Regions from separate parts of the Mus musculus genome. Here regions 2 and 3 are each linked to region 1. Evidence: chromatin loops called from intact Hi-C (ENCODE). Cell type or tissue: heart. All regions are shown on one strand. Links, peaks and the distances in the headings refer to the core of each region. The heading gives the core; the rest is flanking DNA.

What was found. Peaks named below come from ENCODE experiments on the same cell type or tissue, not always from the same donor. Only the 100,000 strongest peaks of a DNase experiment are listed, where the experiment ranks them.
Region 2: a loop joins it to region 1, with 2.0 times the contacts of the local background. A loop is called at or near these places in 5 of 42 quality-filtered maps.
Region 3: a loop joins it to region 1, with 2.2 times the contacts of the local background. A loop is called at or near these places in 2 of 42 quality-filtered maps.

Annotation. Positions count from the first base shown.
Region 1 is chr13:93,917,877-93,928,720 of GRCm38, forward strand. The region is part of intron 6 of Arsb (arylsulfatase B); the gene reads left to right. Among named protein-coding and RNA genes, the nearest start is that of Mir5624, 130 kb to the left of the region's middle. In heart, for the core only: no CTCF peak of the experiment used is centred there; DNase peaks (open chromatin) are centred at 3,125 and 4,845; H3K27ac peaks cover 1,347 bases.
Region 2 is chr13:93,849,884-93,860,727 of GRCm38, forward strand. All of the region lies in intron 4 of Arsb (arylsulfatase B), which reads left to right. Among named protein-coding and RNA genes, the nearest start is that of Mir5624, 65 kb to the left of the region's middle. In heart, for the core only: CTCF peaks have their summits at 5,869 and 6,068; DNase peaks (open chromatin) are centred at 2,748 and 6,148; H3K4me3 peaks cover 532 bases; H3K27ac peaks cover 895 bases.
Region 3 is chr13:93,824,593-93,835,436 of GRCm38, forward strand. The region is part of intron 4 of Arsb (arylsulfatase B); the gene reads left to right. Among named protein-coding and RNA genes, the nearest start is that of Mir5624, 39 kb to the left of the region's middle. In heart, for the core only: CTCF peaks have their summits at 1,743 (motif pointing left) and 5,154 (motif pointing right); no DNase peak of the experiment used is centred there.

The sequences.
Region 1 (10,844 bases), core at 862-8,861:
CACCATTAAAGTAAGAGCCACCCATTCTTGTCTCCTCTCCAGGATCCACTCTTGGAAAGCCCTTGGGTAATTACAGCCTCCATTGCTGCCTTTGGCTGTTAGTTTTAGTGGATTAATTATCTGCCATGTCGAGAGATTTCCCCTGATCCCTTTGAGATGTTCTTTCCCAGCAACGGCTGATTTAGAATTTCTTGGGAGGTCAGATTGGTTGCGTGGTTTCCATATCTTCCCATGTTGTGTGAAAGAGAGCCGTTCCCAGCCTCCCTTTCTCCTCTGGCTTATTCTCACTTTCTCAAGAGAAGCCTATGTGCTAACCCTGGCAACCCTCAAGGACAGGGTGGGTGGTGAGGAAAGGAACTCAGCTCCTTTGAGTTTCTAATTCACCCTGAGCTGGGTGAAGCATGGGCTCTCTGTCTTGGGTCCATCTGCAGCAAGCGATGCTAATCCCCAGAGCCTCTCTGCCCCTAGCATCCCTGGTTGACTTTGCCAGAGCCTAACTAAGCTCTGTGAAGAAATCATCTGAGTGAAACCCAGTTCCTAACTCAGCAGTGGGCACAGGGTAGTTACTTAATAGATACGGTCTGGAATAACGAGCAATGCCCTGCGTTCCATGGGAGAAGGAGCTACAGTCTGTATAGGGCTCACATTGTCTGGAAGGGATTTCCACTGGATAAATCAGGAAAGCAGTCACAAACTGACAGACGATCAGCAAGCCTCAATGATCCTTCCTCCCACCGTATCCACCTCCCACTGTGCTTGGGTTACAGGTATAAGTGGTCCCATGCACAGCTTTTTACATGGGAGCTGGAGATTTGAACTCAGGTCCCCATGAGTGCACAGAACCACCATTAGCTATCTCCCCAGGCTGAGTTTATTTTCTTTACATCTGACTCTGGCTGCAGTAGCCTACCCCTCTGCTCTCCCCAGTTGGCCTCAGCCCCTGTTTACATCACTATCAAATCCTGCTGTGACTTCAGAACTCCCACTCAGTTTCTATCTAGTGATGTTTATCAAATAGGTAGTGCCTGATAAAGGGATTTGGTGGGTACCTCCAGAGGGTTTTTATAATATTGTGTTAGCTGCAAATAAAGTGTGAGGATTAAGAAAGATACTAACAAGGGAGAAATGGGGGAGGTGGGGCTGGGGAGGAGGAATTCTGCAACTCAGAAGAGCCCTGCTGTGACAAGACTGGACAGTTGACCTTTTGTTACCTTAGCGCGGCCTCTGGGTCATTTACATGTCACAGCATTAGTTCTTCATACACCTTCATGCATTGTGTGTCCCATTAGCATCTTCAATCTTCATCCACGGGTGTGTGTTTTAAGATTATAAAGATTCAGTCATGTTTGAACACTGGAGTTATCTCTGGGCCTGCAAAAGTGCTCAATTTGGTTGGCCTCGGTGGGTGGGGAAGGAATAGTGCATGAGATTTTAGTCCACTTCCCAGCCTTCCTCTTTGCCAACTTGTTGTTGTTGTTGTTGTTGTTGTTGTTGTTGTTTTTCTATGTGAATATTCTAAAGCTTTGTGTAAGGCCTTGTAGACCTCTCCCTCACCCCTCTCAGTGCTTCGTGCAGAATGCATACATAGCACACCGCCGGGCAAAGCAGTCATGGACCCAGCTGTGGTCGGATCTTTCTGAGAAAGGCACATACATGGAGTGAAAGTAGAGTGCTTGTCATAAAAGACTAGCAGGGGCTGGGGTGACTTGGCCAAAAATGCACCTGTGCCAAGGTGATTTGATCAGAGGCCTAGAGAGGGAGTTACCCAGGCAAAGTGTTGTAGAGTAAGTTCCCTGGGTAGACAGATGGAAAGATGCAAAGATGCAAAGACACCAGCACTGGAGGAAGATCAGGCTGGGCCAGCAGAGCTCAGAACAGCTGGAGTGTGTCAAGCACTAAAAAAAAAAAAAAAAAAAAAGCCCCGTGCAACTGTGTCAGAACACAGTCCAAGACCGGAGCAGTGTGAGAATCAAGTGCTTGTGAGAGAACTCCAAGAAAACAAGGCAAGAGTCTCGAGGCCTCAGTTTCTTCACAACATGTGTTGGGCTGTGTTTCTGTGCTCCTCCCAGGTGTAGCAGGTAGGAGTGAGTTTACCTCAGCTGTTGCTATTCGGATGCCTCTGTGGAAATGTGGTTTGGCCATGTGTGCCCTGTCCTTGTGATTGCCTCTTAATCCTCAGAGTATAAATTGTCTGATGCTCTGAATAAACTTGGCTACTGCCTGAGATTTTAGTCCACTTCATTTTAAGGCTCTGCCCCACCCCCAGGTTCACATTCCCAACCAGACCAGTAAGTAGAATTGAAGCATTCCCAGCAAAGGCCGTAGTATGAGATGAGATGACCCAGGGTAAGTGGATGGGTTAAGACAATGCTGCAGACTGAAAAGGGCCCAGTGTGTGGGAGCTAAGACCGGATACGTATTTGTTTCCCTTTCTTAGACAGTGTGAGATGGGGCCTCTTCCAAGCAGTGCTTTGGAGACCACAGTTCTTTCCTCTGTGCATCTATGAGCTGCCAAAGCTGTGTGTTTGTCTATACGGAGGATACAGGAGCACGTTCTGGCCCACAGGGCACTCCCATCTTATACTGCCCAGCATGCAGAGAAGAACAGAAGTGCTATTGGAGTGGTCCTTTGGAGGAGATGGAGCAGGTGACACAGGCCTGATGGGCCATGTCACAGTTCCATTCATAGAGTACCAAGTGAGGCTGCATGAGTGAACCCACCTGGTAGCATGGCCCCCATTACAAGATCCCCACACGCTCTGCTTCAGACCTCTTAGTTCCTGTTCAGGCTCTGTTGGCCGTCTGCACTGTCCTCTGGCTGTCAGAATAGAATCACTGGTCTGGGTGGAAACACAGCACTCCAGTTGGACTAGATAGTGGTTTAAACAAGAATACCCTTATAGCCTCGTGTCTCAGCATGCTTAGTCCCCAGTTGATGACTGTTTGAAAGGATTAGGAGGTGTTTTGTGTGGCCTTGTTGGAGGAAGTGTGTTGCTGGAGGTGGACTTTGAGGGTTCAGAATCCCACACCAGGCCTGTTGTCTCCCCCTCTGCCTGCTGTCTACACATCAGGATATAAAGCTCTTAGCTCTGTCCCAGCACAATGCCTGGCTGCACGCCACCACACTTCCCTGCCGTGGTGGTCATGGACGCACCCTCTGAAACAGTAAGCAAGCTCCCAGTTAAGTGTTTTCTTCTATGAGAGTTGCCTTGGTCATGCTGTCCCTTCACAGCAATAGAACAGTGACTAAGACAGCCAGGCTCAATCATTTGGGCCAAGGACCCCCTCCTGGGAAGTGATGTCAAGAAGGCAGAGATGGGGTGATCAGTTCCTTAGTGAGGCAGTGTGGCTGTACCTTTCTTCTTCCTGTCTCTTTCTGAGGTGTGTTCTCCTGACCTGGGCACTCCCGTCCTTGCAGTGTTTTGGGCAGCTTACTCTTCTAAAACCACTCTTCCAGCTCTGTGTCTGATCTCCATGCCAGGCCCAGTGGCCTTTCCCCTTCTCCCTCCATCTGCCCCCTCCAGAAAGCTGCTGAGGCTCAGGGCTTACCCGCCCCTGAGGTCTTTCTTTTAATCTCTAATAAAATTGTCCTTGTGTTTCCATTTGAGTCCGTTCTTCGATGCTTTGATTAGCAGGACTGAGAACCCCACAGTGGGGCCTGGATTGCCCTGTATAACTCCCACACTCAGGGCTAGGTCACCTCAGCACTTGTCTACAAGGCTCTGAGCTAACACAGATAGCTGTGATATAGACCATCCCTTCTGGGGCACTGAGTCCTGGCTGCCATCTGTGGCCACATTGTCACAGTCTCAAGTCATCTTTGGAGCTTAGTCAATGAACAGTGGACACAGAGCTGAATCTTTGAACCTGCCTTTCATCCGTGCTTAAAAAAAAAAAAGTTACTGGCTTCCAATTTTTCTTTTTCTAGTTGGAGGAATCGACACTGATCCAACCCATCTGTTTGTTTGTTTGCTTTGGTGTTTTTGTTTTGTTTTGTTTAGACAGGCTTTCTCTGTGTAACAGCTCTGACTGTCCTGGGACTCACTCTAGCTTTGAACTCAGAGACCCACCAGTCTCTGCCTCCTGAGTGCTGGGATTAAAGGCATGCCACCACGCCTGGCCCCTTTCTTTTCTTCTGAGACAAGACTTTTCTATACACCTGGGTTAACCACAAAACCTCTTGATGTTCCTTCACACCTCCTGAGTACTAAGATTAGCCATGCATCACCATGCCATCCGTCACCTGTTCTTTCCAGGCTGTTCCTAGTCTGTCCCTCTCCAGCCTGCCAGGGTGCCCAACCTCCCACTCACCCAGATGTGCTTCCTGCCACACAGGACCACCTCTGCCCAAGTCACCTCCTTCCAGTTTGCTGATCAAATCCTCCTGGGAGCCCTCACCCAAGTCTCACCTCCTCTGGTAGAAATAAGCTGTCACAGGAATAGTAAGTTCAGGAGGACTTATTATGCAAAGACTTAGATAATGCAAACATTATAAATCACACCAGCAGGATAAATCCCTTTTTTCTGGTTAATAAATAACCGCTGCACATTACCAGTCCTTTGGCACCCATCCTTCCGGTTCACTCTAAGCTTCCTGGATACATATGGTCTCCCTGGTACCTAGCACAACCTCAGAGCAAGAAGAAGAAAGAGAGGGAGAAGGAGGCGGAGAATTATTAATAATGGTTGTCTGTCATTCCTGCCCTTGAACAGCAGAGGTACTAAAAAAAATTTTTTTATTTGCTATTTTACCATGCAATCCCTTGTAAAATGCACTGCCGTGGGCAGTTCGGGGAGGAGCGCCTTTTCAACCCCAAAGGGAGGCCTTGAGCGCGTGGGGAGGGAAGCAGAGATCTGTGCAGCTTCCTGCCTGCCTGTGGGCTTTTGCCAATTCAGGAAGTGACTTCTGAGGGTTTCATAGAGTGTTCAGCGATAAATATTCTGACCTTCATATTCACAATCCTTTTTTCTGGCATGCAAGAAGTTGCAAGATCTCAGTGCTTTCGAGAGAATCTACCTTTTGGATTTCCTATGTTATCAAGATTTATTTTTCTTTGTTTGGTCTATTGTTGTTTTGAAATAAGAATTTTTTTTTTGAGATAATAGGCATGAGGCACAATGCCCAGTTTAAAATGTTGTTTGTTTGACTTTGTTTCTTGAGACAGTTTCACTATGTAGCCCTGGCTGTCTTGGAACTCACTCTGTAGACCAGGCAGGCCTTGAACTCAGAGTGATTCACTTGCCTCTGACTCCTGAGTGCTAGGATTAAATGTATGTATCACCATGCCTGGGTTAAGAGATTTTTATTGGGGGCAGTGGTGGCGCATGCCTTTAATCCCAGCACTCGGGAGGCAGAGGCAGGTGGATTTCTGAGTTCGAGGCCAGCCTGGTCTACAGAGTGAGTTCCAGGACAGCCAGGGCTACACAGAGAAACCCTGCCTCGAAAAACCAAAGAGAGAGAGAGAGAGAGAGAGAGAGAGAGAGAGATTTTAATTGACATAATTGTCCATATTTATGGGGTAGACTATTATAATTTGATACATGGTCAAATCAGGACAGTTAGCATTTCTCTATCCTTGATCATTATCATTTGTCTGGGTTGGGAACCCTCAGACCTGTCTCTGGTCATTAGAATTGCAGAGTGGATTGCTAAAGACCATAGTTGATCTCTATGGCATCTCCCTTTCTCTGATTGTATTTTGGTAACCAATAGTTACCAGCCTGTGGCTGTCATGTGACACACTGCACCAAAGCCAAGAGAGGCCATCAGACCAACAGCCCAATTTTCAGAGTCCATCATGTCAGTGGGTTTTTGCTCTTCAGTGACTCTGGCAAAAAGGAGTCCCCAATGTGGCACAGCCCTCCATGCTGTTTGTAAACCTGCCCGGCTCTGTCCAATGGAAAGCTCAATTCCGTTTAGTTTTTCTCCCTCTCTTAATTGGTTTTTCCAAACGCAGGTTCAGAAGTAGGAGTTTGATGAGCACATGCTCTTGAATGCAGGGAGTTCCCACCCACCGGTGTAAGTGAAGGTGGCAGGGGTGGCGAGTCTCTCCTACCCGCTTTGATAAAGTGATTATTCAAGAGAGGGCAGGAAGGAAGATCACACACACACACACACACACACACACACACACACACACAATTACAGAATGGCTCAGCCAGCACAACCTCAGAGTCCACCCTTTGGTAAGTCCTGTTATAAGTATGTGTGAGGTGCCTCAAAACTAACGTAGTTTAGGTAACTCAGGATTGGGTATGTAGAAAGAAGACAGCTCAGGCTATGGGGAAAGAACTGGGTCTTTGGAAACCTTAAGAGAACTATCTGTGGGAATTCATAGTCAAAGCAGACCTATACTTGAGGGACCTCCCAGTCAGGTGTTCTTTGAGCTTTCCCAATTTTTCGTTCTCTCTGAATGAGCTGTAGAGCAATGTAGCAATCTTTGCTTGCTGTCTCAAGCATGCTTCCAGCTTTCCTTGTAGAAAGATCCTGTTCTGGATCTTGGTTCCTGTGAGAGCCCAATAGCTTCTCAGAATAGAAAACTACCTTCCTTTCAACTGGGCCGCTGCCCAGAGCCGGGGTGGGCAAGAACGAGCTGCCTTGCTATTGGTGCTCGGACCTCTGGCAAGCAGTACCTGTGGGCCTCCTTGCAGTGATTACAGGGTTTGGGTGACACTGGGATCTGGGCAGTGGACAGCAGTACTGTAGGGGGCTGTTCTTGGAAGAATGCCGCTCACCTTCAGGTTTCTACACCGAAATTGTCACAGCTGTGGGTTCCTGGGATCGCCATGGATACGCCGTCCCCAGCAACCCAGTGGCCAGGCCCGCCCGACAGCCATCATGGCTGAACCACAAGCAAAGCCCCCTTTCCAAATTAACTATTAAATTAGTATCATTTCATCCTTGTCCAAAAATGTGCTCAGAGCCCAGACACGTCTTTCCTGCTTGCTGGGATATAAACTGTGCCACGCAAGAAAAGCACGGTTCTCAGAGAGGCCTTTGGATCTTCTGTAAGGATCTGTGGTTAGGATTTCACTAAATGCCATGGTGGGGGTTGGGAAGACTTTTCTCCTTTCATCCTAAGCCAGAAAACAGACGACCCAGCCTGTTCTGTGCTCATCATCTTAATCATAGGCTGAGGGTGAATATTTTTGGTTAGTTTCCCTTTTTTATACACACAATGCCTATTTATAGCCATTTGTTGTTAGGCTCCACCAAATACTTGGAAACCATGTATTTAGAGAGAGACAGACCAAGATTGTGAACTGGATGAGAAGCCATCACACTGCATTAGACTGGCCCATGTGCGGCAGGATCAGAGTGGAGGCTGTGGCTGGCACACGAAGGCTGGGCCAGGACAGACGGTCTGCGAGCACTTAACTAGAAGATGACAAGACAAGATGCATGCTCTCTGTCTTTTAGGCCTGAGCTTTGTTGCCATAGCTCATTGGCCCCCAAGTTCATGTTTCTAAGGGCATTCTGTGCAAGAAGCCAGTACAGGCTGGGCCAGGGAAGTTAACCCTGCCTTGCTCAGCCTTCAGAGACGCTTCCTCCTGCAGCAGAGGGGGGCAAACACAGAGACTCACAGCCAGGCACTGCACAGAGAGTGAGAGGCCCTAAATGAATGTCTCCATCAAATCCCCCCAGGGCTCAGGGAAGCCAGTGGAAAAGGAGGCAGAAAAAGTGGAGGAGCCAGAGTGATGGAGACACTAAGAAAGCAAGGCCCTCTAAAGCAACAGATCTATGCACAGAGAAATTTAAGACTGAACCAGTGTACACAGGGCCTGCTTGGCATCCCTGACCCAGAAGCAATCTCCAGCTGATAACCACTTGCAAATGGACTTTTAGTTTTCTCCTGGGGAGTCTCACTGTACAAACAAACTACTCTTAAGGGTGGGCCACATGTCCAGCAGGAGGTGCCAGCAGGAAATGAACTCACAGCCTCTTCGGAGGCTCCTTGTCTCACAATGTCAGATGGGATTTTCCTTTTGTTCTTGTTTTAATCATATTTTTATTTTATTTATATATATTTTAATTTTTTTCTTCTCTATTTTTACCCTTCAGGTACTTTGCATATATATTGTGACTTCCAGTTTAGTGTTTTTATGGGATTCCAGAGTGTGGGAGTAAGTCAGCTTCTGCATCTATATCTGTTTCTTGTGCCTTTTCTGGGATTTTTTTTTCTGTTTGTTTGTTTTGTCCTAGTCCAATGCATTAGGTTTTGTTTTATTTTATTGTATCTTATTCCATTGTTACTTGTTTTTATTTACTATTAATTTATTATATAATATTTTATTATTATTTATTTTCTAATGAGAGATGGAAGGGGAAGGGAAACTGGAGGAGTAGAGGGGGAACTGGAAGAATAGGGGGAACTGGAGGAGCAGAGTGGGGATGGGAGGAGTAGAGGGGGACTGGAAGAGTAGAGGGGGAACTAGAGAAGTAGGGGGGAACTGGAGGAGTAGAGGGGGGAACTGGAGGAATAGAAGGGGGACTGGAGGAGTAGGGGGGACTGAAGGAGTAGCGAGGGGACTGGAGGAGTAGGGGGAACTGGAGGAGTGGGGGGGGACTGGTGGAGTAGAGGGAGGATTGAAGAAGTAGGGGGGACTGAAGGAGTAGGGGGGACTGGAGGAGTAGGGGGGAACTGGAGGAGGAGGAGTAGGGAACTGGAGGAGTAGAAGGAGCAGAAACTATAAAGGGAATATATTATGTGGGGGGAAAAATCTCATTTTCAATTTTAGGAATTAAAAAAAAGAAAGAAGCCTAATATAATTACTGTCTCCTTGCTGTCCTGCCAACTAAATCTCAAGTCTCCTCCCTGGATCCTGTCTGTGACCACTCTCCTATCAGTCTAGTTTCCCAGTTCACTTTCCTCTGTATCTTTCCACCCTGGCTCTCTGCAGTACCCCATCCTTTGCCCCTTTATCTGCCCAGCCTATATAATTCTTCCACTTTAGTTACAGCAGGCAGAAGTTGGTCTAAGGCACCTGGATGAGGAGTCTGGAACACCACAGAGGGGATGCTCATGGGAGCCTCCTGATGCACTGTCAAATACAAAGGATTTTTCTGACTTTTCTACTTCTCCTGGGTCACAAGGCTACCAAGGCCTGTGGTATGTGGGCACAAAATAAAGGCTAGGGAGCCAGAAAAGCTGCAGAGGGGGTGGGGGTGGGGCTAAAGAAGCTGAACCTTACTTCACAGCCTAGGCCAAAACTAAGAGGTAAATAATAAATTCCTTTTCTGAGAAGGTGGGGTTGTAAGAAAGGGGCAGTGAGTGAGTGAAGCAGGAGGGCCGGACGCTGGCCACATGATCCCTGGGGCAGTCCTAGGGTTAGAGCTGTGAAGAATTCCACGGAGAGAGGAATGTGAGTAGGTGGTAAGATCATAAAGTCTAAAATACCAGGTGGGATGTTGAGTTCCAATCTGGAGAATGAAGGAAAACATTAAAAGCTGAACAGAGAAGGCTGAAAAAGAAAAAGAGGAATCTGGAGTGTCTTAGTTAGGGTTTCATTGCTGTGAACAGACGCTGTGACAAAGGCAACTCTTAGAAGGACAACATTTAATCAGGGCTGGCTTACAGGTCAGGGATTCAATCCATTATCATCAAGGCATGGCAGCATCCAGGCATGCATGCAGGAGTAGCTGAGAGTTCTACATCTTTATCTTCAGGCCCTTAGGAGATGACTGACTCCCACATGGTTAGGAGGAGGGTCTTAAGGCCATGACCATAGTGGCACACTTCCTCTAACAAGGCCACATCTCCAAATGGTGCCACTCCCTGGGCCAAGCATATTCAAACTATCACATGGGGAGATGGCTTAGTGGCTAAAGCCTTGACATGGAATGAGGACCAGGATCCCCATCTTCAGTATCGAGTTAAAACTGGTTGGGCACGCCTGTTGCCTAAATACTAGCACTAGGGACATAGACTCCTAGGACAATGTGGCTGGTTACTGCTAGCTGAGCAGAAAGGTACACTCTAGGTTCAGAGAGAGAAAAGTAGAGAGCACTATAGAACATTGAAAGGAGATAGTTGATTTCATTTTCAGGCTTCCATATATACATGTGTGCCCTGCACACACACATGGGATGGAGGGGAGGGAGGGAGGAAGGGAGGGAGGGAGGGAGGGAGAAAAAGAGAGAGAGAGAGAGAGAGAGAGAGAGAGAGAGAGAGAGAGAGAGAGAAAGAAGAGGGGGGGGGGGGGAGGAGAAGGAGGGAGAAGGAGGAAGAAGAAGAGGAAGAAGAAGAAGGAGGAGGAGGAGGAAGAAGAAGAGGAAGGAGAGGAGAAGGAGAAGAAGAAGGAGGAGAAGGAAGAAGAAGAAGAAGAAGGAGGAGGGAGGAGAAAGAAAAAAGAAGGAGGAGGAAGAAGAAGAAGAAGAAGAAGAAGAAGAAGAAGAAGAAGAAGAAGAAGAAGAAGAAGAAGAAAGGAGGAGGAAGAGGAAGAAGAAGAAAGGAGGAGGAGGAAGAAGAAGAGGAAGAAGAAGAAGAAGAAGAAGAAGAAGAAGAAGAAGAAGAAGAAGAAGAAGAAGAAGAAGAAGAAGAAGAAGAAGAAGAAGAAGAAGAAGAAAGGAGGAAGAGGAAGAAGAAGAAAGGAGGAGGAGGAAGAGGAAGAAGAGGAAGAGGAAGAGGAAGAAGAAGAAGAAGAAGAAGAAGAAGAAGAAGAAGAAGAAGAAGAAGAAGAAGAAGAAGAAGAAGAAGAAGATCTTTATATGCATCTTTTACTTGGAGATGGATAAGGAGACTCTGAAGGGACAAGACCTTTGCACAAAAAGAGATGGTCTGCCAGGACTCCAAGTTGCCTTTTCCCCCATCCACAAGGTCTTGCTCTGTAGTCCATGTTAGGCT
Region 2 (10,844 bases), core at 1,328-9,327, 68 kb before region 1:
ACATTCATGAGCGGACCTGAGCTCCCCTGATGCTCTGGTGTGGCCTGCTACCTGAAAATGCAGAGGCTTGCTGTTGCCTCTTCTGCCCCCAGTTTCCTCTCGGGCATGAGATAGCCCTTATGAACATCATTCCATATTGGGGTGGAATTTCCAGAGCTTGGGGGAACCCAAGGATCTTCTTAGGGATGCAGCTGCACTCCCTCGCTTTTCTGCTGTCCTCTTTCCTTCTCTAAGTAGCTCTGAATGACTGTCCCAGTCAGAAGTCAGTTTCAGTTTTCTGCTGACGTTGTCCCCAGAGGGTAAGCATTGACTGCCCTGATTGCTTCCTGGGTTAGGGTGACAAGAATGACAAGGAATGAGAAGAACCTTGCTATCTGGAAACATCATTGCAGAAGAGATAAAAGTCACCAAGGGCATTCTGTTTGGTTTATGGGTAGCTCTTTTTCGATATTTAAGTCTAACATCACTTTACTCCAGCATGGATTTCATATGCATATGCAGACGATTCTGGAAGAGACGTCTGTGAAGGTTTATCTTATATCGATATAGATTGAAACAATGATGTGAATATGGAATATAAAATGCTTTTCCTTATGTCTAAACTATCCTTAACTGTGCCCTGAGCCTCTCACTAGCTAATGATGGAGGATATTCATTCTAACAGTTTATTCTAATATGTTTCATATAGTAGCTCCTTACTATACAGGAAAAGTGATCACTTGATGTTAGAAAAGCAGGCACAGTGCACAGCTTATCTTTAACACTCAGGTCTTTCTTCATCCATTCTTCAGTGAGAGAGTGGCCTGCATTCTGGTGCAGATTTTAGCCTGCTCAGAGACTGGACGCCACCCATATCAGTAGAATTGAGTGTGAGACTTTTCAGTCCCTGCGCTCATCTCTGATAGGCTGGACTCTGTGAGCCTGTTGTGACTACACAGGGACATTTGTTTTGCTTTAGCAGATTGTTTGGTCTTGCTTTCGTCCTGGTTCATGGCCGTTCACATGCCTCTACTTCCTGCCTTGTTAACCTACTCTGCCTTTGCTGGGCACAGAGTCCAGCCCAATTCTCACCTCTTTTTTTTTTTTTTTTTTTTTTCTCCAGTCATCCTCATTAAAGTGGCTCTTGTGCTTGCTTGGGATTTCCTGCATCACCAAAGCTCACCATCACTCCTGCTGTGCTGGCCCAAGGGCTGCCTCTGGCCACATGAAAGTCTAGTATTCTGGGGACTCAGAGAGTTTTCTTTTCCTTTGGCCTTGGAGCAAGAGTCATCTGCACATCTAAAGACAATCTTTTTCTTGCACTCAGCATCTCAAATTTTTAACCAGACTGCTTCATGTTTGGGCTTATGGAGTTTTTTTTGTCTACCATTGAGTGTTTCCTCCTCTGTTCTTCGGACAGAAGTGCTGGCCAGTTCTTATAATGTTTGTCTGCCTGTCCTGATGCTGGACACCAACCACCAGTGGGATCCTTTAGCATCTGGCAAAGCTTCAGAGAAGGGCTCCGGGGAAATGGAACTGCCCGGGAAGTGGAACTGCCGGGCCCCTTAGTTCAGGTCTCACTGACTTTTCTAAGTCTCTAAAGAGAGTCAGGAAGATGCTGATATTAAGAGTGCTAGTTAACAGCAACTCTGCAGGTTTTGACACATGTAACTAATATTGCATATTTGGAAATACAAAAGCAAAATAGCCAATGCTTACCTAAACGGAATATTCTAGCTTTCTCTGATTTAGCAATCTCCGAGACTCACTGGCCTCTGCATTTTCCCTACCACATATGTAGTAATACATCTATTATTTTGAACCACAAGTCTCTTTTCCTGTCTGTTCATAGGATTTTCAGTTACTTGCTGCTGTCCTGAGCTTGCCAAACCTTCGAGTGCTTCTGCAGTAATTAGCTTATTGTTTCTCAGTTTGGTATTACTGAAAGACTAAGCTGCAGACTCGTGGAGAATTACCTGACCGTCAAGAATGGTTTTTAGGTTTGGGAGAGGAGTTAAATGATTGGTCAGTAAACACTAACACTCCCGAGGGGCCCCCAGATGTAGTTTGCCTGCAAGTTTGTAAAAAGGATAAAAAAAATTTTTTTTAAATAAAGAATTTAAAGTTGAGCATTTTCTGTAAGAGCAAACTATAAGAAAGACAGAAGATTTTACAGGTTTTATTTTTGTTTTTGTTTTTTCTAGAATACATACTTGGTCCTTCTGCTTAGTATAATAGCCACTCGGTCCTTCTGAACTGCTTCTCAGAGGACCTGGAGAACAAAGATTAAGCGTAGCATTGTTATTAAGCGTAGCATCGTTATGCTTTCGGAGAGCAGGCCGCATGCCTCCCTTTGTGCTGATCTTACAGCTTCATCTGAGGAGCTCCCAAACCTGTGCACACCCAAGCTTTAAATTACGAAAAAGTTATCTGCGCCCAGAGTGTTGTAAATTAGAACACTTTTCCGGTTCCCAGTCCCCTCATGACTTTCAGAGAGCAAGTGTTTTCAGTCTTTCAACAGACTTTTGTATCTTTTTGCCCTTAGTACATTTCAAAGAAGAGATAAGAATCTCAGCGGTCTCTCAGTATTCCAAGCAATAGACATCCCTGCCGTCAGAATGAGGAAGTTGCTCTATTTCCGCACTTACAATCCTTCTTGTGAATCCCACAGCCCTGGTTTGGCCTTTCCTCAAATCCATCTTTCTTTATCTCAGCTCTCTGGTGGCCGAGTCAGTTATTTGGTGAATGGCTGCCAAATCACTCACCTTCCCAGCATCCTCTTGGAGCCGCTCAGCAGGATCCTCCCTCGCTGGTTGCTGTCAGGATGGAGGCTGAGGCGGGTGTCCAGGGAGGCCAGCGTCTCTGGCACTTATCTTCCTTGAGTAAAGAAACCACCACAAACCCCTAGAGAGCCTCAGATGAACATCTGGATAAATATTCAGTTTCTGATGCTTCATTTGAATCTCGGGCCGTCCTTACTAAATCACACTGAACTTCATTTAAACCCATGCAAATAGAAAAAGTTCCTGAGTTTTCCCCAATAACAACAAAACCCACCATAATTCAGTCCACTCTTCCGCTTTCAAAAACTTGCTCTCAGTGTAGCATGTGATCTAGCAGGGCTCTAAGCATGGTGCCTGGGAATATAGCTCCAACATCCGGGTTTACCCGGGCCTTAATGCCTGGGTAGTGCTTCCGTGTCAGACATCATGTTAAGGTGGGTTTTGTTATCTTTGCTTTCCAGGCTCAGGGATAAAATATCCTGCCCAGATTCACAGCCCTTGCCTTGAAAGTGTTTCAGTGAAATTAACGAAGTGGAAGTGAAAACAGGTGATCACAGTCACAAAATGGCTAGGTAGATCTTGTTCACACCTAGCCATCATTCTGCTCCTGATTTCTTATGAATCTAAGTCAGAGGAGGGCTGAGGACAGGGTTCAGTGACAGAGCACTTGCCTCACATGTAGGAGACAATCAGTTACACACACACACACACACACACACACACACACACACACACACACACACACCACATACAAAAAAAGGAAAAGGAAGAAAGATAGATAATTAGTCTTTGACTAAAAAGGTCTTGATATTATGTCAAGAACCCATATAATTGAAAAAGGCCCTTGTTCTGCCTGCTCCTTGTGTCTGAGCTGTCTGCTTTGTAATGGCCATGTGACTGCCCTTCTGGTTTCAGGTTTTGTTTTGTTTTGTTTTGTTTTTTAAGATTTATTTGGGGGCTGTCAGAGCCATGAAGCTGGGGTTACAGGCAGTTGTGAGCTGCCTTACAAGGATCCCGAAAACCAAACCTGGGTCCCCTGCAGAAGTAGCGAGTACTGTTGATCACCCAGCCATCTCTCCAACAGTCTGATTTCATCTCTTTTGACAGGTCAGGTTACTGCTTACAAAGGAAGAAGGGATCTTGTCTCTTTGTCTTACTTATACCATGAGAGGAGGAATTTGTATGTCTCATACACAGGCTGCCATGTTCTAATCTAGGGGGGCTCTGCCACATGGCAGAACTGAAAATGGGTTTGCTAAGCTGCAATCTGGAGAGCCTCTTCCAGACCAGGGTTTTCCAAAGTGCTCTTCTGCAGCCCCCGTGACGCTCGGCATGACTGAGCAGGTACCCAGGGGACAAGCTATTCTTGTATTTGCAGGTTTGATACTTGCTCAAACCCTCACTGGGGCCCGATACCTCACTTGATAGTCATCTGTCTATTAGAGTAGCATCCTCTTTCTGTAAGGTCAAGGTCAGGCAATGGCTGGGCAGGGCCTTAGAGAGCCGTGTAGTGTCCAGCGTCAATTCTCAGAGTCTTCACTCGCTATTTGGAGTTGGTGGCCTTTTCTTCATGTATTTGTTCTTTTTCTGTGAGCAGGTCCTCTGTGAGGTCTTGCAAACACAAACAATAAACTTCCTTCTTAGCCCTGAGGAAAGAGGCATAAGGAGGAAAAAGCCACAAAGAGCCAATAAAGAAGATGGAGAAAAGGGTGTGGCCTGGAGAGGTTTGGGGTACTAAGTGCCAGGTTCACAAGAGGTCTGACGTTTAGGCCTTAAGGTTTGAGTCCAGCGGACATGAAGGAGGATGTGCTTATGTGAGGAAACCGGTTTATGCGAGTTAGCCTGAAAGGTCATGGTGTATTCTAACAGTGGGAGAGCTTAGTTGTGCGTGACCGAAGCGTAAGCACTCATAGGCTTGGGTGCCCACAGAGCAGGCTGAGGCCATGCGTGTAAAGGATTCTTTCTGTCAGCAGGGTTGAAGTCTCAGCTTTCCTGTGATGGGCAGTCAACTGGGCCTTTAAACATACATGAGTTTGGATCTTTAAAAAACCACCCCTGGTGGCAACTGGATGAAACCTGCTTAGCCCAGGAGCCCAGGAGGGGGACAAGCTTACCCCAGGCAGGTGGCAAGTCCACGTCCAGCCCAGGCAGAGGTGCTTGAACGTGGCCAGACAAATGTGCATTTGAGCATCCGGCTTGATGGCTACGTTCTCAGACTATCTTAGTGCAAGGATATTGAATTTCCCTAGACCTTTAGATAACACTAAGACACAGATTAATTCTCTATTTTGCATTTAGTAATGTAGAAAATGAATCCAAAAGAGTCGGCTATCAACCAGCAGGTACAGCTCTGGGACAAAGAGCCTCCCCACCCCACCTCCCTTTGCAGAACGGTGTTTCTCTACATTTACCCACCACACCCCCAAGGTTGCCCCTTGTAGAGAAGCCTGGTGAGAGGGTGAAGAAGGACACTTTGCTTTTTGGATCAGCGGGAGGAGGAGGTCTTGGGGAAGCCTGGGCTACACAGCAAAGCCACTGGACTGTCTGGGGGAGGGAGGTCCTGAGAATCAATGTTGTCATGGCTCCATTTTAATTTTTATCAGCTGGATACAGATGAGGTGTCAGTTTCATAGACTTGATGTTTTTGCTCAGATTTTTGGCTAACTGATGCTTTTCCATGGTTTCTGACAGTTATTTTTATTTGATAATGAATAATAAAGTGAGATTTGCAGTCTACATCTGACAGCATTTGTTTTATTTTGACAGTTCTTTTCTAGACAGCAAAGGTTTTATAATTAGGTTTTGTGTCTGCCAAAATGTTGCTGAAAGGAAAAAAAAAAAAAAGAACATTTCTCTGGAAAAAAAAGTTTCATAGTTTCCAGCCTGCAAAGCTGGAACCATCTTATTTTGATTTGGAAGCTTTTGCAAAAGTCAGTCAGGAAATTAAACCAAATTTTCTTTTGAAAATGAATTCTTATCAGGAGAAAATTAACCCTGGCTATGTAGAGATTTAGGAGGGAGAATTAGAAGGGGTATGCTTGAAGTATGGTATTTCAATAGTCCTTGTAAAAATCTTCATCTGGATGGATATAGGAAACTCCCTTTTCTACTGTTTTATGAGAGCACATGCATTCTTGCAGTGTAGAGGTGCCACCCCCAGGGGGCGCTGAAGCCTACACCACTCCACCACCCCCACCCCCACCACCCCACCCCCCCCCCCCCAGCACATATGGAAGAATCAGGTGGAAATCATAGGTGTGGCAATTGACAATACTTTCTGCTTAAAGCACTCTTGAAAAGCTGACAGAGGAAGCCATGTTGCTGACCGGAGCTAGGGAGGCTTATCATTGCTAATGGCAGAAACAGCGTGGCGCGATAATCACAGAAACAGTCCTACTACTCACTGCCTTGGCCCCTGGCCGACTGGTGCGAGTTCCTGCAGTAGCGGCAGTGGCCGGATTCGATTTACAATGTTTTCCTCTCTGACTCACTCCTTCAGACTACTTACGATCAGATAGATCAGATCCCAGACACAGCCGCCCTTGTCCCCACCACCTCTGATCTCCACCGCTACCACCATCCAGTACTTTCCATTGAGCACAAGTATGTGGGACCGATAACCACATAGTAACTAGTATTTCAAAGAACGGTGTCTGCTTAAAAAAGAGACAACAGCCTCGTCTGTGGTACTGTGGCACTTCTGTTTACAGCGTGTAGACAGCTGAGCAAAACAGGATCTGTGCTGCCCCAGCCATTCGTGGCACCAGGTTATAAGTATTCCCTTCTTGATCATTTTTTAAAAATAGTTTATTTCTTGAGCTTATAGTATAAGTACATCATTTCTCCCCTCCCTTTCCTCACTCCAAACTCTTCCTTATACCCCTCCTCGCTCTCGCAAATTCATGGCCTCCTTTTTCATTATGTTTTATGCATATATGTATATACATATATACTCTTAAATATATAAATACACTTCCAGTCTGTATAGTGTTGTTTGTATGTATGTTTTGGGGGATGATCACTTAGGGTTTGATAGCCAGCTGGGGTCCTCTTCACTGAAGAAGTCTATTTCTCCCACTCTCAGTACTCCTCGGCTTCGAGTGTATTGTTGAGCACATGTGGGGCTCCTTCTTTGAAGTGTTGATGTATTGGCTATAGAGTCTGACACTCTGAGTATTGAAGGTGATTTGGAATGTGTGTTTTATAAACTTGCATGAGTGATTGAACCTTGAGTTTGGGGTTGGGAGAAAATGCAATACGGGATGCATAGAGGTGGGTAAGGGGTTCAGTGCCCTGACAGCTTTTATAGAGGCCTGGGGCTTGGTTTCAGGAATTCACATAGCACCTGACTACTGCTTATAACTCCAGCTCCCAGAGACCCAGTGCTACCTTCTGACCTCTGCAGGCACCTGCACACATGTGCACATGAACTCACAGAAGAACACACACATAAATATTGAAAGAAATCAATGGAGTTTAAAGAAAAAGTCATATACACCTTTGATATCAAATTATGAGATCCATTGTCACCAGGCACATGCAGAAGAGATCTTACCTTCATCTAGCCTAACCTAAGACCCCTCTACACTCTTCTCTGTGAAGCAAAGAAAGGAGCATGTGTCAGAGACTGCATGAGAAGCCTCTGTGATAATGGATCCTAAACATCTTTTATAATAGCAATAAAAGAGGCCCCTGGAAGTGACTCTCCTCCCTCTGTCTCATGGGAGGAGTGCATTAGCTCTGCTAGGCTGATGATGTTGCTTATACCTTGCTTAGGGAAATGAAGCTCTTTTAAAAGCCCACACTACACTAGGAATGTCAGGCCCTGGCACTATAAGGCAGAGACTGGAGCTCAGAAGTCCTCACTAGATGCCTAGCTTTTCCATTCTCAGCTACTTCCTCCTCCTTCTCCTCCTCCTCCTCTATCCTCTTCTTCCTCCTCTTCTTCTTCCTCCTCTTCTTCCTCTTCCTCCTCCTCTTCTTCCTCTTCCTCCTCCTCTTCTTCATCCTCTTCTTCCTCTTCCTCCTCCTCCTCTTCTTATTCCTCCTCTTCCTTCTCCTCTTCTTCCTCCCCCTCTTCCTCCTCTTCTTCCTCCTCCTCTTCTTCCTCTTCCTCCTCCTCTTCTTATTCTTCCTCTTCCTCCTCCTCTTCTTCCTCCTCCTCTTCCTCCTTCTCCTCCTCTTTCTCCTCTTCCTCCTCTTCTCCATTTCACAAGATCATTATAATCTAGACTTTTGGAAATAGCTGTGGATATGATAATAGTCACAACTATTTATTGAACACTCAGGAATTAGGAGCCTTGGCAAAAATAATCCTAAATGGTATAATGCTGTGGGAAATAAAATAAAAAATAAAGAACTCAGCAAGCTCCTGCTCTTGTTCCGGGCACCTCTCTACCTTGATGGTCTGGCTGGCCATGCACTGGTGGGCAATGGCTGACCTGTTTTTACCTCTGACTCAGAGCTCCAAAATCTTTCCATCCAGCTCTCTAGGTTCCCATAGATGGGTGGTTACCACACCAGCCCCATGCTTCAAAGCCCTGTGACCTTTGTTGCACCTCAGGCAAACCCACACTTTGCCACTGTCCCTTTCTCTCTTGAACCCAGATGAGCCTCTGCATGAAGGAAAATGGAACACAATCGCTGGGTGCAACAACTAAAATCCTAACTTGTAAGCCTTATTAAATTTAAATCAGGTGGCAAATCCCAATGGATCCACCTTTGAAACTGGGAGACACTCATAATTACATCTTGTCCTCATGCTATCCCTGTCCAAAGAGGACCTAACTCTCTCCTGCTTCCTCTTTTCCTCTGTCCAACCTAGAAGTCCCTCCTATTTGCCCAGTGACTGGCTCCTGTATTTATTAGATGATTGGTTCATAAGAACAGCACCAGTCATATCCACAAAAGTATAATTTTATTCTAACCTTAAAACAGGAGGAAGAAATTATAGTCTTCACAAGGAAGATGGAGAAACTGAGGTAGCATGCTGTCCCTGGTCACCCAGTAGTGAGTAGCTGCCCTTAGCTGTCAGTTATGTCTCTGTCTAATCTTAGGCTTTGGAATCTTGTGAAATCCAAGTGGTACCTGATGTTGAGTTAGTACTTAAACGTTTTGAGTTATTGTTTTCCATAGACACCCTGTGCTGTATTATAGAGTCCTCTGTATTCAATGCTTAGGGCTCTGTTTCAGTCCACTATGTCCACCATGGTCTGAAAAATAGTAAGTGGAAACTTACAAAATAAATAGCTTCCAAATTTTTGTTTTTGTTTTTGTTTTTTTTCAAGACAGGGTTTCTCTGTATAGCCCTGGCTGTCCTGGAACTCACTTTGTAGACCAGGCTGGCCTCGAACTCAGAAATCCGCCTGCCTCTGCCTCCCAAGTGCTGGGATTAAAGGCGTGTGCCACCACGCCCGGCAGCTTCCAAGTTTTAAACTGCACTTCCTTCTGCATGGAAACTTGTAGTGCAATGCAGTCTTCTGTCCCACTGGTATGTGGAATGTTCCTTCATGCACATATAGTGTGGTAACCAGGTACACAAGAGCAACCACAGGCACAAAGCTTTGAGATTGGGTCTTTCTGTATCATCTAGGCTGCTCTCAAATGCCTGGACTGAGAAACATCTTCCTTCCTCAGCTAGGACAACAGCCTTTGCCACTGAACACTTTTAAAATAACTTTTACAACAGTATACTATAATTGTTCTATTTCATTGTTATTGTTGTTGATAGTGACTGTGCCTAACTTAGAAACCATACTTTATGCGGCAGGAGAAATGGGTCAGCAGTTAAGAACACTGGCTGCTCTTCCAGAGAAACTGGGTTCAGTTCCCAGTCCCCACATGGTGGCTCACAGGCATGCACATGTTGCACAGACATACATGCAGATGAAACACCCATACATATAAAAATAAAAAATAAAAATTAAAGGAAAATAAATTGGACTTTATTATAGGTGTATGTATAGGAAAAAAACAGAGTGTGGTTCCCCGGGTTTCAGGTATCCACAGGATGTCTTAGCATCCCCAAGGACAAGAGAGTTCTGTGTGGAATGTTCTATGGAGCAAGTTAGTCCTACTACCCTCTTATGATTCACTTGAACAATGGTGGTTTTGAAAAGTAATGCTTAAGTATAATATGCATGCACATAAAATTTTTGCATATATTTGCATATCTAAGTATTTGTATGAAGTTACCTTAGCACCTGGGTACTTTGGAAAGAAATATGATTCTACAAATTTGGAACACAAGAAATACCACTGCTTCTTCTCTATAGTCCAAACTCAGTGCTTAGTCCTGAGCCCTCACCTGGCTCATAAGAGAAGTGAAGCCCTTCCCTGCCTTCCCTGGTGTGCTGTGAATAAAGTTTCATCTCGCCAACCTGCAGAGAAGGAAGGGACTGGGCCCACTTCTCCTCCCAGCTGCCCTGTTTGTAGGCTTTGAAGAAGCCGTTGCCTTTCCCAATTAAGAAAGGGCTCTGGTTACTAGAGAATGGGTTGATAATTCAGACACCAGTTTCAGTGCTAGAAGTTTTCTTCCAGGGCTCTGTCTCTGTCTCTGTCTCTGTCTCTGTCTCTGTCTCTGTCTCTGTCTCTCTCTCTCTCTCTCTCTGTGTGTGTGTGTGTGTGTGTGTGTGTGTGTGTGTGTGTGTGTGTGTGTGTAGCTCTGGCTATCCTGGAACTCACTGTGTAGACTAGGCTGATCTAGATCTCAAAGATCCACCTGTGTCTGTCTTCAGAGTGCTGGGATTCAAGGCATGTGTCACCATGCTCAGTGCTCCAAGACAAATCTTAAAAGGTCTGCTGTCCTCTTCTGAAGGAGCATTGGGTCACCAAGTGAGGCGCCCCTGAGTTTTCTCCTGAGCTGTGAACCCCAGTTCTCATCTCCTGCAGCATGCATTGTTTTCCAGTGCAGGCACACTCATCCATTACTTTGCCCAAGCTTATTCACGCTGGAACTCATAGAGGATTAAAGGTCTTTTATCAGTTACATGTCGTGTTGGAGCCTGGTTATCTCTGGCACTGGAGCACAGTATCCAGTGGGAGAGGAGTAGAGAGCTAGAGGCAGGGGAGATTTTCATCATC
Region 3 (10,844 bases), core at 1,156-9,155, 93 kb before region 1:
CCTTACTACATGTTGGAACATCTTCTGGGTATATGCCCAGGAGTGGTATTGCTGGGTCCTCAGGTAGTCCTGTGTCCAATTTTCTGAGCAACCACCAAACTGATTTCCAGAGTGGTTGTGCCAGCTTGCAATCCCACCAGCACAGAGGGGTGTTCCTCTTTCTCCACATCCTCGCCAGCATCTGCTGTCACCTGAGGTTTTGATCTTAGCCATTCTGACTGGTGGGAGGTAGAATCTCAGGACTGTTTTGATTTTCATTTCCCTGATGACTATTGATGTTAAACTTTTTTTTTTTTTTAGGTGCTTCTCAGCCATTCAGTATTCCTCAGTTGAGAATTCTTTGTTTAGCTCTGTACCCCATTTTTAATAGGGTTATTTGTTTCTCTGGAGTCTAACTTCTTGAGTTCTTTGTATATATTGGATATTAGCCCTCTATTGGATTTAGGATTGCTAAAGATCTTCTCCCAATCTGTTGGTTGCTGTTTTGTCTTATCGACAGTGCCCTTTGCCTTTACAGAAGCTTTACAATTTCATGAGGTCCCATTTGTTGATTCTTGATCTTACACACAAGACATTGGTATTCTGTTCAGGAATTATTCCTCTGTGCCCATATGTTCGAGGCTCTTCCCCACTTTCTCCTCTTTAAGTTTCAGTGTCTATGATTTTATGTGGAGCTCCTTGATCCACTTGGACTTGAGCTTAAGAATGGATGAATTAGCATTCTTCTACATGTTAACCGCCAGTTGAGCCAGCACCATTTGTTGAAAATGCTGTCTTTTTTTCCACTGCAAGCAGACTTTGTGGTCACCTTGTTGAAAAACAAAAAAAAAAACCTTGATTTTTGGGCTCCTACAGATACATAGAACTCTTTTAAACGTAAGGGAACTCTCCATACCTTCCACTAATTAGCAGATACGCATTGCATCTATGCAACCACCCCGCAGATGACACAATCCAGTTTGACATCTGCAGAGCACTGGGGCTGTATGTTAGCTGTGGCAGTCCCTCCATGTCTGGGACCCATCAATACATTGCAAACCACTGACATTGGGACTGGACAGGCATCTAGTGGGATAAGGGCTGTGAGGTCCTACAGCTTGACCTATCAGGGATGTCACAGGCTACCGGCACATAGTGGGTGGTGATGGTGTCATATTGACCTGCTATATAAGATTGCAGTAGGCATCCCTGCGAGGGTATTTGAGCTCTCCCTGCCTCCCCCCTTCTCTTTCTCCCAGACTAAAGCACAGGGTTTGTTGCTTATGTCCCAGATCGGTTCTACCCCAACTGAAGGAGATCTCATACCTATGGAGGATCCTGAAGCTTGTTTGACTCGGCTCTTTCTCTACTGAAGCCAAACGTCTCCTATTGGTGCTCTCATGTAGCAGAGAAAGAGTAATTAGCAGAACCATCAACAGGGGACTGAAGCGCAGAAACTGCTTAGGTGCTTCACACTTCTGTGAAAACCCAATTAGCACTCTTTTACGGTTGTAATTTTTAATTACTGTTTAAGTTGAGAAAAATGTATTCGCTAATTAGATAATTACTGGGTAGTGACCTTTTGATTTAAAAAAATTGCTTCGAGTCTGAAATTGTCTCAAGAAGAATTGTTTAATTTAATAAATCACTGCTGCTTTGATGTCATAGAAAATCTAACACTGAGAAAGGTCTCAAATCTGCTAAATTTCCAGAGACCCAGACTCCCAACCACATGGAATTCCAGCTTCAGGTGATCCAGTGCCCTCCTCTGGCCTCTGAGGGAACCTGCACACATGTGCCTCATGGTTTTGTTTGGTTCTTTTCCTCCCCCCTCCCTCCTTCCCACCTCCCTTCTTCCCCCTCTCAAACACACACATTTCTTCATAAAAGGAAAGGCTGTGAGGAGCTTGCTTATAATTCCAGCACTCAGGGGGTTGAAGTGGGAGGATTGGGTCTACCAGGCCAGCCTTTGTTAAGAGGAAGTCTGTTTCAAAAATAAGGTGTGTGTTTGTAGGGAGTGGGGCTTGTGGGGAAGAACAGAAAAGGATAGAAGAAAAGGAAGGAAGGAAGGAAGGAAGGGAGGGAGGGAGGGAGGGAGGGAGGGAGGGAGGAAGGAAGGAAGGAAGGAAGGAAGGAAGGAAGGAAGGAGGAAGGAAGGAAGGAAGGAGCGGGGATGTAAGTCTATCAGTACAGTGTTTGATTAGCATGCATGAGGCCCTTGGTTTGATCCCCAACATTGCATGAACTAGATATGGCAGCCAATTCCCGCAAATAGGTAAAGAGAGAAGGGTCAGAAATTCAAGGTCATCCTTGGATTCATAGTGTGTTTGAGGGTAGTCTGGGCTACATAAGATAGGGTCTCCAAAGAGAAAAAAAATTAAAATTAAAAGAAAAGAAAGATTTTCTCCCCTGAGGTGATGATTGGTATCTGATCCTATAATTTGATGAGTATGAGTGACAGCCTACTCAGGCTGCTTCTTGTTCTTTGCTGTAGTCGTGTAGTTTTTAGGATATGACAAATGATATAACTTTATAGGGAAACTCCTGGCTTGTGATTTCTTTCGTGTGTAAATATTTATATATGTGAATATGCATGTGTGTGAATATTTATATATGTGAATATGCATGTGTGTGTGTTCATGTGTGTAATGAAGTTAAGTCTTTCCTCTTTAAAAAAAAAACAAAAACAAAACCCAACAACTACAGGACTGATTACTGTGTGGTATTAGTTACATATAGAATGCTTAGTTGCGATATGGAAGATATTACTTCTATTTCTTAATCCAGTTTCTACATTTGAGCTGAGCTTTGAGTTAATTCTATTCAGGGTTAAGGGACTGTGTCTTGTTGCTGCCGGCAGCATGAGGAAGTATGGGAAGAGTTTGAGTTGTATCTTTTGGCTTGTTTCCAGATACTTTGATTTAAGATGATCCAGTTTTGACTTTCCTTATCTTGATGGTTTAATATGCCACCTGTATATACAACTGCAGCCACAGCAAGGACTTCTGGGGTGTGTCCTAGCACATAAATAAGCAAATTCCAGTGAGATTAAGCAAGTGTGTGGGATAGATACCAAAGAGAAGGATGATGACCACAGCCTGACCCACAGTGTCCCTGTGCCTTCTTTCGAAGGGCCATTTAGCTTGAGTTAGAGGTAGGTTATGGGGCTTTTGTTTTTTGTTTTGTTTTGTTTTGTTGTTGTTTTTTTGTTTTTACAACAGAAAACAATTAGAAATATAGTTAATACAGTTTCCAAGTTAAAAGAAACTTGGGTATGATATATGTACTATCTGATGCCACCAACTTGAGCCCCTTCCTGTCTGGAACTCTCTGCACGCTGACCTTGCTGAGACTGAGTGCTTATTGTATGTGTCCCCTCCCTCCCTGTTCTGCAAGTCTAACCCACACTGCTGTGTTAGGTTTTGTCCCACACCCAGCACAGGAGGTGCTCTTCATGATTCATGGTCTCCTTCCCTTGTTTAACACCAATTTCTTTCAGCAGAATTATGCTCACTGGGAAGAGGGACCTTGCCTGTCTCGGTCACCACCAAGACATTGTTTAATGACAGAGCTCTGAAAACATGGTTTTTGTCATTCTCTTAAACAAAAAGAAGGAACAAAAAGGTACTCACTCATTTCTCCTTTAGTTGTAAATTAATACCAATGAATAATGAATGCTTTCAGATTTTTAGATCACCAGATTAGACTCTTTAATAAACCACATTTATTTTGTTACTTTATGTATATGAGTGTTTTGTCTGCATACATATATATGTATTACGAATGTGATTGGTGCCCTGGAGGTTAGAAGATGCCATTGAATCCCCTCGGAATGAAGTTATAGATGGTTGTGAGCTGCAGTGTGGGTGCTGGGAATTGAATCTGTGTCTTCTGCAAAAGTAACTGCTCTTAATTGCTGAGCCAGCTCTCTAGACCCAACTCAGTCGTTTTAGCTATAATGTCCACTGTTAAAAGAAATCCTTACTGTCTCTTAATTAACTTCATTTAAAAACTATCTCATTAATCTCACCAGATTACTCATATTCCTGATTTAAAAACCAACCCATGATTGAAGAAGAAAGGTAAAAACTATTGAAAGGATAAAGAGGAAAATATAAATTATGAACTGTGTTATTCTTGAGAAGAACATTTAAACTCATGTGAGAAAGATTTAACAAAATAGAAAAAGGCCCAGTGATGTGGTAAGATGGGTCATCCTGCCAAGCCAGGTCTCCAAGTTTATTTGTAAAAATAAACTCACATGAAGTTCTCATTTGTGTTTGATCATAGTATAGGAGAAGCTTGAGAACCAAATGAGTAATAGCTTGCATTGTCCAACAGGACAGAAAGCACTGAGTCCACCTAGATGTCTACGTTTGTTAGTGACTCACCCGTACTCTGAAACTTGCTGCAAATTAAATGCATTCTATGTGTGCAGTGAGAGGCCTCCAAGCCTGAGTGCCTGAGCCCCATCCCCAGGACCCACATGGTCGTTGTCTCTTACCCTTCACGAGCATGCTGTGGCACACACATTTGCCTCACCAGCAATGGAATAAATCAGTACACATAAGCATTGTTTAAAAGTCCAAAATCTCATTCAAACAAACATCATTCCCATTGTACCCTGTGGCTAGCTTGGAAAAGTGTTGGGGACGGTGACATCACTCTGGCTGGCCGGGGTGCTCTTCTCTAAGTCCTTACCTTCTATAGCTGATCAGGCTTTTAGTCTCTCTCTCTCCCTCTCTCTCCCTCTCTCTCCCTCTCTCCCTCTCCCCCTCCCCCTCCCCTTCTCTATCCCCTCCCCCTCCTCCCCTCTCTCTCTGTGTCTGTCTGTCTGTCTTTCTGTCTATGTAATTATAATAGTGCATTTCTTCTTTTTTAATTAAAAACTATATTATGTGCATGGCTGTTTGCCTGAGTGTATGTACATACATCATGTGTGTTCTGGTGCTCAAGGAGTCTAGAAGAAGCTATCAGATCCCCTGGCACTGGAGTTTGTAAGGTACCATGTAGGTGCTGGGAATCCAGCTCAAGTCCTCTGTGAGAACAGCAAGCACTCTTAACTACCAAGGTAGCTCTCCTACCCCTGCTCATCTCTTTAATTCCTGAGGTTATTTCTTTTTATTTCTTTTTTTAAAGATATATACTGTAGCTGTCTTCAGACACTCCAGAAGAGGGCGCCAGATCTCGTTAGGGATGATTGTTGAACCATTATGTGGTTTCTGGGATTTGAATTCAGGACCTTTGGAAGAGCAGTCAGTGCTCTTAACTGCTCAGCCATCTCTCCAGCCCCCCTGAGGTTATTTCTTCAGCAATCTGCCTTAAAAATAATTTCAGAGGGTTGGGAAATGGCCCTGTGGATGAAGAACTTGCTCTTTAAGTGTGAGAACTAAGTTTGGATTCTAGCATGCTACTATGGCCTTTCTGTCATCCCAGTGCTCAGAGGCAGAGACAAAAAGATCTCTGGAGCAAACTGGCAATCTAGGTTAGCCAATTCTGTGGGTTCTAGACTCAGTGAGAGACCCCCACCTCAGTAAATAAAGTAGGGAGTGATTGAGGAAGACACCCAATGTCAACCTGTGGACAGGCACATACACATGTATGCACACAAATGCACCCAAACACAGACACATGTGTACACTCACAGCATGCACATGTACACATGCAAAAGTCATTTCTAATTGCATGTTTGTTTTCTGGCCAGAAAATAGAAATAGACAGTATTGTTACGAATCCATCGCAAGAGGACAAGGTTCGGTGCCTTAGCCAAGTGGCTCAAGGTCTCCCAGATGTCTCTACTCCGTCCTCACTAGCTACGGCATTGTGTTGTCCAGCTGCAGGGACTCTCACCTTTTCCCTACTTTAGTCTGTGTTGTACTATTTTACCCACCTGCTGTGCTGGTAAACCTGAAACCATTGCAGCAAAAACCGCTTATTTGATCTTCCCTAAAATATTCTGTCTCTTTTTACCTCCTGTAGATAAAGCCAACAGGTCCTTTTCCTGCTAGCCAAGACCTGTAATGAGAGCCAGGTGGAAGATACAGCTTTCCAGTGTAGTTTTCATGCTCACTGAGTCTCACGTAGTCTGCAAGAAACTATGGGCCTCCCCCTTGGCTCCATGGCTGCACTTTTCTCCTGGTCAGCCCCTGTCAGAGTGATGTGGTGATAACGTCACCACAGGGCCACAGACAGCCTGCTGGAAAGGGAGCAGGAGTGTGGGCCTCTAAGGCTGCCAGAATCCCATTCACATCCACCTTGCTGTTTTCTCCTTCACAGTCACAATCTCTGGGTACCACGGTCATTCAGGCACCGCTTACTTGAACCAGATAGGCTGTAGATAGAGAAGACCTGGTGACGTTGGAGAGGTGGTTTCAGGATTAATAGAAACTACAATGATTCCTTGAGTTCTTAAAATAGATTTCAAATGAAACATCTGGGGTCTCTAAAATGATAATTGACCTTATTGCTGTGTGCTGAGATTTCTGTTTTAGAACTCCCCAAATATCTTTTTTTTTTCCATTTTACAGTGACTGTAATTACAGCTAAATATTATGATAGAGATTTGGTTGAGCTTCAGGAACCACAGTTTAATTGTGGCTTTGCTGCTAACAGCTGTATAGCTTCTCTTATGCCATTTAACTGGACCTTATCTTTGTGTTGATCTCTTTGATAATTTTTGTGATTCTGTGGTCCAGTGTTAAGAGTTCAAAGCTCTGTGCTCTCCAACCCAAAGCTGTCTATCCATAAAACACCATTTCCTCTTCTCTGCAGAGCAGAGCTCTGTCCAGGCAAGATTACTCTTTAAAATCCCTTGGAAAACCCCTCCCAAGAGTCTGACTGCCCACATGATTCTGCAGTGTAGCCAGAATGAAAATTGAAGTGGTAGTGTGTTAATCTGTTCTAAGCTACCCAGTGGGCACACGCACACTCCTCACTATTTGCCCAAATGTTTTGGATTCAGAGTGAAAGACACACACATGCAGCCTTATTTTTAATATGCCCTAAGCAGCCCAACAGCTGGGCCATTCCCTGACTCATAAGTTGCTAATGCCTCCCCTCTGATACTCCTGAATTATTACTTACTGAAAGTTATGTTTCACCTCTGCTACCCCAGACCCAGCTGGAGGAGTGAGCCCTGAGCCTACTCTTCCCTGATTCTCTGTCTTCTGCAGCTCCCATGCTGGCATCCTGTTCCTTTCCTGGCATGGCGGTTCTCCCCTCCCTCGAGTTCCTTGCCCAGGAACCTCAAAGTCCTGCCTCAGTCTCCCTGCACAGCCTTTGGCCATCAGCAACTTTATTTATCAATTAGAACTAGCTGAGGGCAGGGACTGTCAGTGTCTCACATGCAGACAAGTGAATCCTCTTGTAATTTGGGAACCCAATTAACATAATATAAGCAATAAACCAAATCCATAACATCTCATCCTTTCCATCCATTAAAAAGCCTTTTCTCTCAGATATACATTGAATGTAGTTAACAGTTGCGTAAACTATAAGGTATGATATACACTAATCATGTCCAGTCCATCAATTTTGTCAATTTAGGTTCATTACTCTAACATCTACCCTAACTTAAAGAGTTTACAATTCTGTACCTGAATTATGTTTTGATTTCAACTACATTACCATATGAAAACCATCCTTTCAAATCTACATCATCTTCCTTAAGTGCTAGACAACTTAAGTTTGATTATGAGATTATAACTAGTCTTCAACCCCATCAGAGATCCAAGAACGAATTAAATATTGCCTGAATCTATAGGAAACACAAAAACATAGCTACCAAAACTTCACCAATTTGCAGAAACAGCTGACTACCTGGACAGTTCCCCATTCCTCAAAACGTTTGTCTTCAGCCTTCTGACCCAGAATCACCTGACAGAACTTAAGTGAAGCAGGAACTATGAAGGACTAGCTAACGCTGTATTGGCAGAGCAAAGCTGTCGACTATCTTGGACAATATTTTTGGGGGGTGGGGTGGGGTCTGTAGGTGAATTAGGGTAATTCTTTCCCAGTGGCTACTTGCCACAACTGGAACAACTCCATATGGAGGTTATGATGCTCAATATCTTCTTTGAACTGTTGGGAACTGACATGCCTCTTAGTCAAAATTCTGATAATAATGAAATGATTATAAATGCCATATTCTGTGGAGTTCTGATGTTTTTGAAGACTCTCTATATAAAGTATATCTGAACTGTTAAATCTTGACTACTCTTAGCTATTTCTATTTGAATACTATTAAAAACACTTTATTATAATTAAATCAGAATCTAATATAACCATAAGCTTACTATCTAGCCCTTAACTTGTCATCCTTAATCATCCCAAACAGTTTGTAATAGCAGCTATAGAAGGCCTTATATTCTTAAATGAGTTGCATGGGCACAACTGCTAATGCCTAGCTAAGAGTAACAATATTAATTTCAAAATTTGTATCAATACATAAAGATTTATACCAATGAAAACTTTAAATCTGTATCAATATATAAATTCTGTACCAATGTAAGAAATTATAGCTTCAATTTTGCATCTATTATAATGATTTCTATCAGTGTAAGATTATAGATATACAGTGCTTTACTCAAGAATAAGTTTAGTAATCCATCCCATCTGTTTTCTCCCTGTTCAAAATTATGATCACTTCCAAATTATCCCTTAGTGACAACCTACCTATAATTTATAAAATAACCATAACCAGACCCCAAAACCAAGGGGTCGGGATGATGACTTTCACAACTTCTCCCTGCTGAATAGGGGCGATGAAAAACATTTTAAAGGACTGTGGAGGGATATGAAAATTAGAAAAATTGGTTAGAGGCCAAGCGTTGGTGGCACACGCCTTTAATCCCAGCACTCGGGAGGCAGAGGCAGAGGCAGGCAAATTTCCCAGCCTGGTCTACAGAGTGAGTTCCAGGACAGCCAGGGCTACACAGAGAAACCCTGTCTCGAAAAACAAAAACAAAAACAAATTGGTTAGACTTAAGAAAGCTAGCTTTATCATCGGTTATTCAGTCTCTGTGTGCTTAGAAGGCTTAGGACTTGACTGAAGTTCTGACTGGCTCTGTCTGAAAGGCTGGATGAGCTGAGTCCATCAGGAATCAGCAGCTGTTCCTGACACTGTGTTGGGAGGCAGGTAGCTGGAGCAGCAGGTCACCTCAGCATCCCTGTAGATGAGTGTTGTCAGAGCTGTACATTCTGTAATATATGAATCTTACAACCAAATTTTTAGAACTATTAAGATATTTGTATGGATTGTGCAAGTTGCACAGATCAGTTAAGGATGAGATTTTGCTCCTAGTTTGAGTAGGTAAAAGGCAACTCTCCTTTTATGAGTTAATTTGATCAATAACCAATTGTAATAAATCTTCAATCATGCCATGTGAAGGATGGCATGATGAAGGGTTCCACAACCAACAAGATTTATTGTCTAAGTTTAGCTGTTTTTCGCTAGAGACATTTTTATGTCTCAGCCATTTACAGGGCTGTTCCCTTGTGTAGGACTCAGCAAATCAAGTTACCTGTCCTGTTTGATTTTTTTCAATTTTTTTTTCTTTTCTGTAGCCAAGGTCTTCATGGGGCCTTCCCCTGATCCATGAACTCTGGAAGGAGTTCAAAGTCTTTTCTTTTTTCCTATTAATACAAGTACAGAGCCCCTCTTTCACAATAGTAGGTCCTTGGTCTAGTAGCCTGAAATCATCAAAGGTATAGATTGATTGAAATTGGCAGTCTCCTTCAGTCCTGACCTATTTTGACCTTTCTCCCAGAGGACTAAATCATAACTACCAAACTTATAACCACATGCATTTTGATAATTAAAACAATTCAAAGCAATCAAAGCAATCTAAACAAAAATTATTATCCATTGAAACAGTGCTCCCCCACTATCTCTTGCCTTGTTCTTACACGATTAATTTTTAATAGTAAGGTCAAAGCCTAAATTCATTACTATATCTATGTATACTTAAATTATCCCTTCTCTGTGGGTATGTATGTTCCTTTTCTCTTTATATTACTTGAATTAGTATCCTTTTCTATGTATTTATCTTTAATTAAATTTCCTTCTATATGTCTGTGTCTTAGTCAGGGTTTCTATTCCTGGACAAGACATCATGACCAAGAAGCAAATTGGAAAGGAAAGGGTTTATTCAGCTTATACCTGCAAACTTCTGTTCATCACTAAAGGAAGTCAGGACTGGAACTCAAGCAGGTCAGGAAGCAGCAGCTGATGCAGAGGCCATGGAGGGATGTTTCTTACTGGCTTGCTTCCCCTGATTGCTTAGCTTGCTTTCTTATAAAACCCAAGACTACCAGCCCAGAGATGGTACCACCCAACAAGGGACTCTCCCGGCTTGATCACTAACTGAGAAAATGCCTTACAGCTGGATCTCATGGAGGCACTTCCTCAACTGAAGCTCCTTTCTCTGTGATAACTCCAGCTGTGTCAAGTTGACACAAAACTAGCCAGTACAGTCTGTATGAGCCTATTTTAGTAGTAATTTGTCATACCAGGCTAAACAATCCCAGAAATCTTGTGTAGACCATGTTCGAAAGATCCCGAGTACTGCCCTGGCATAGACTTCTTCACCTCTCTCTCTCTCTCTCTCTCTCTCTCTCTCTCTCTCTCTCTCTGTTTTTTGAGACAGGGTTTCTTTGTATAGCCCTGGCTGTCCTGGAACTCACTCTGTAGACCAGTCTGGCCTCGAACTCAGAAATCCACCTGCCTCTGCCTCCCAAGTGCTGGGATTAAAGGCGTGCACCACCAGCTTCTTCACATTTCTTTTAATGAATTTTTTTCTCATTCATTCTATTCTCTTTATCTTCATGTCTTTGTTTCCTACATTTAGATCAAAGGTGTGAATTTC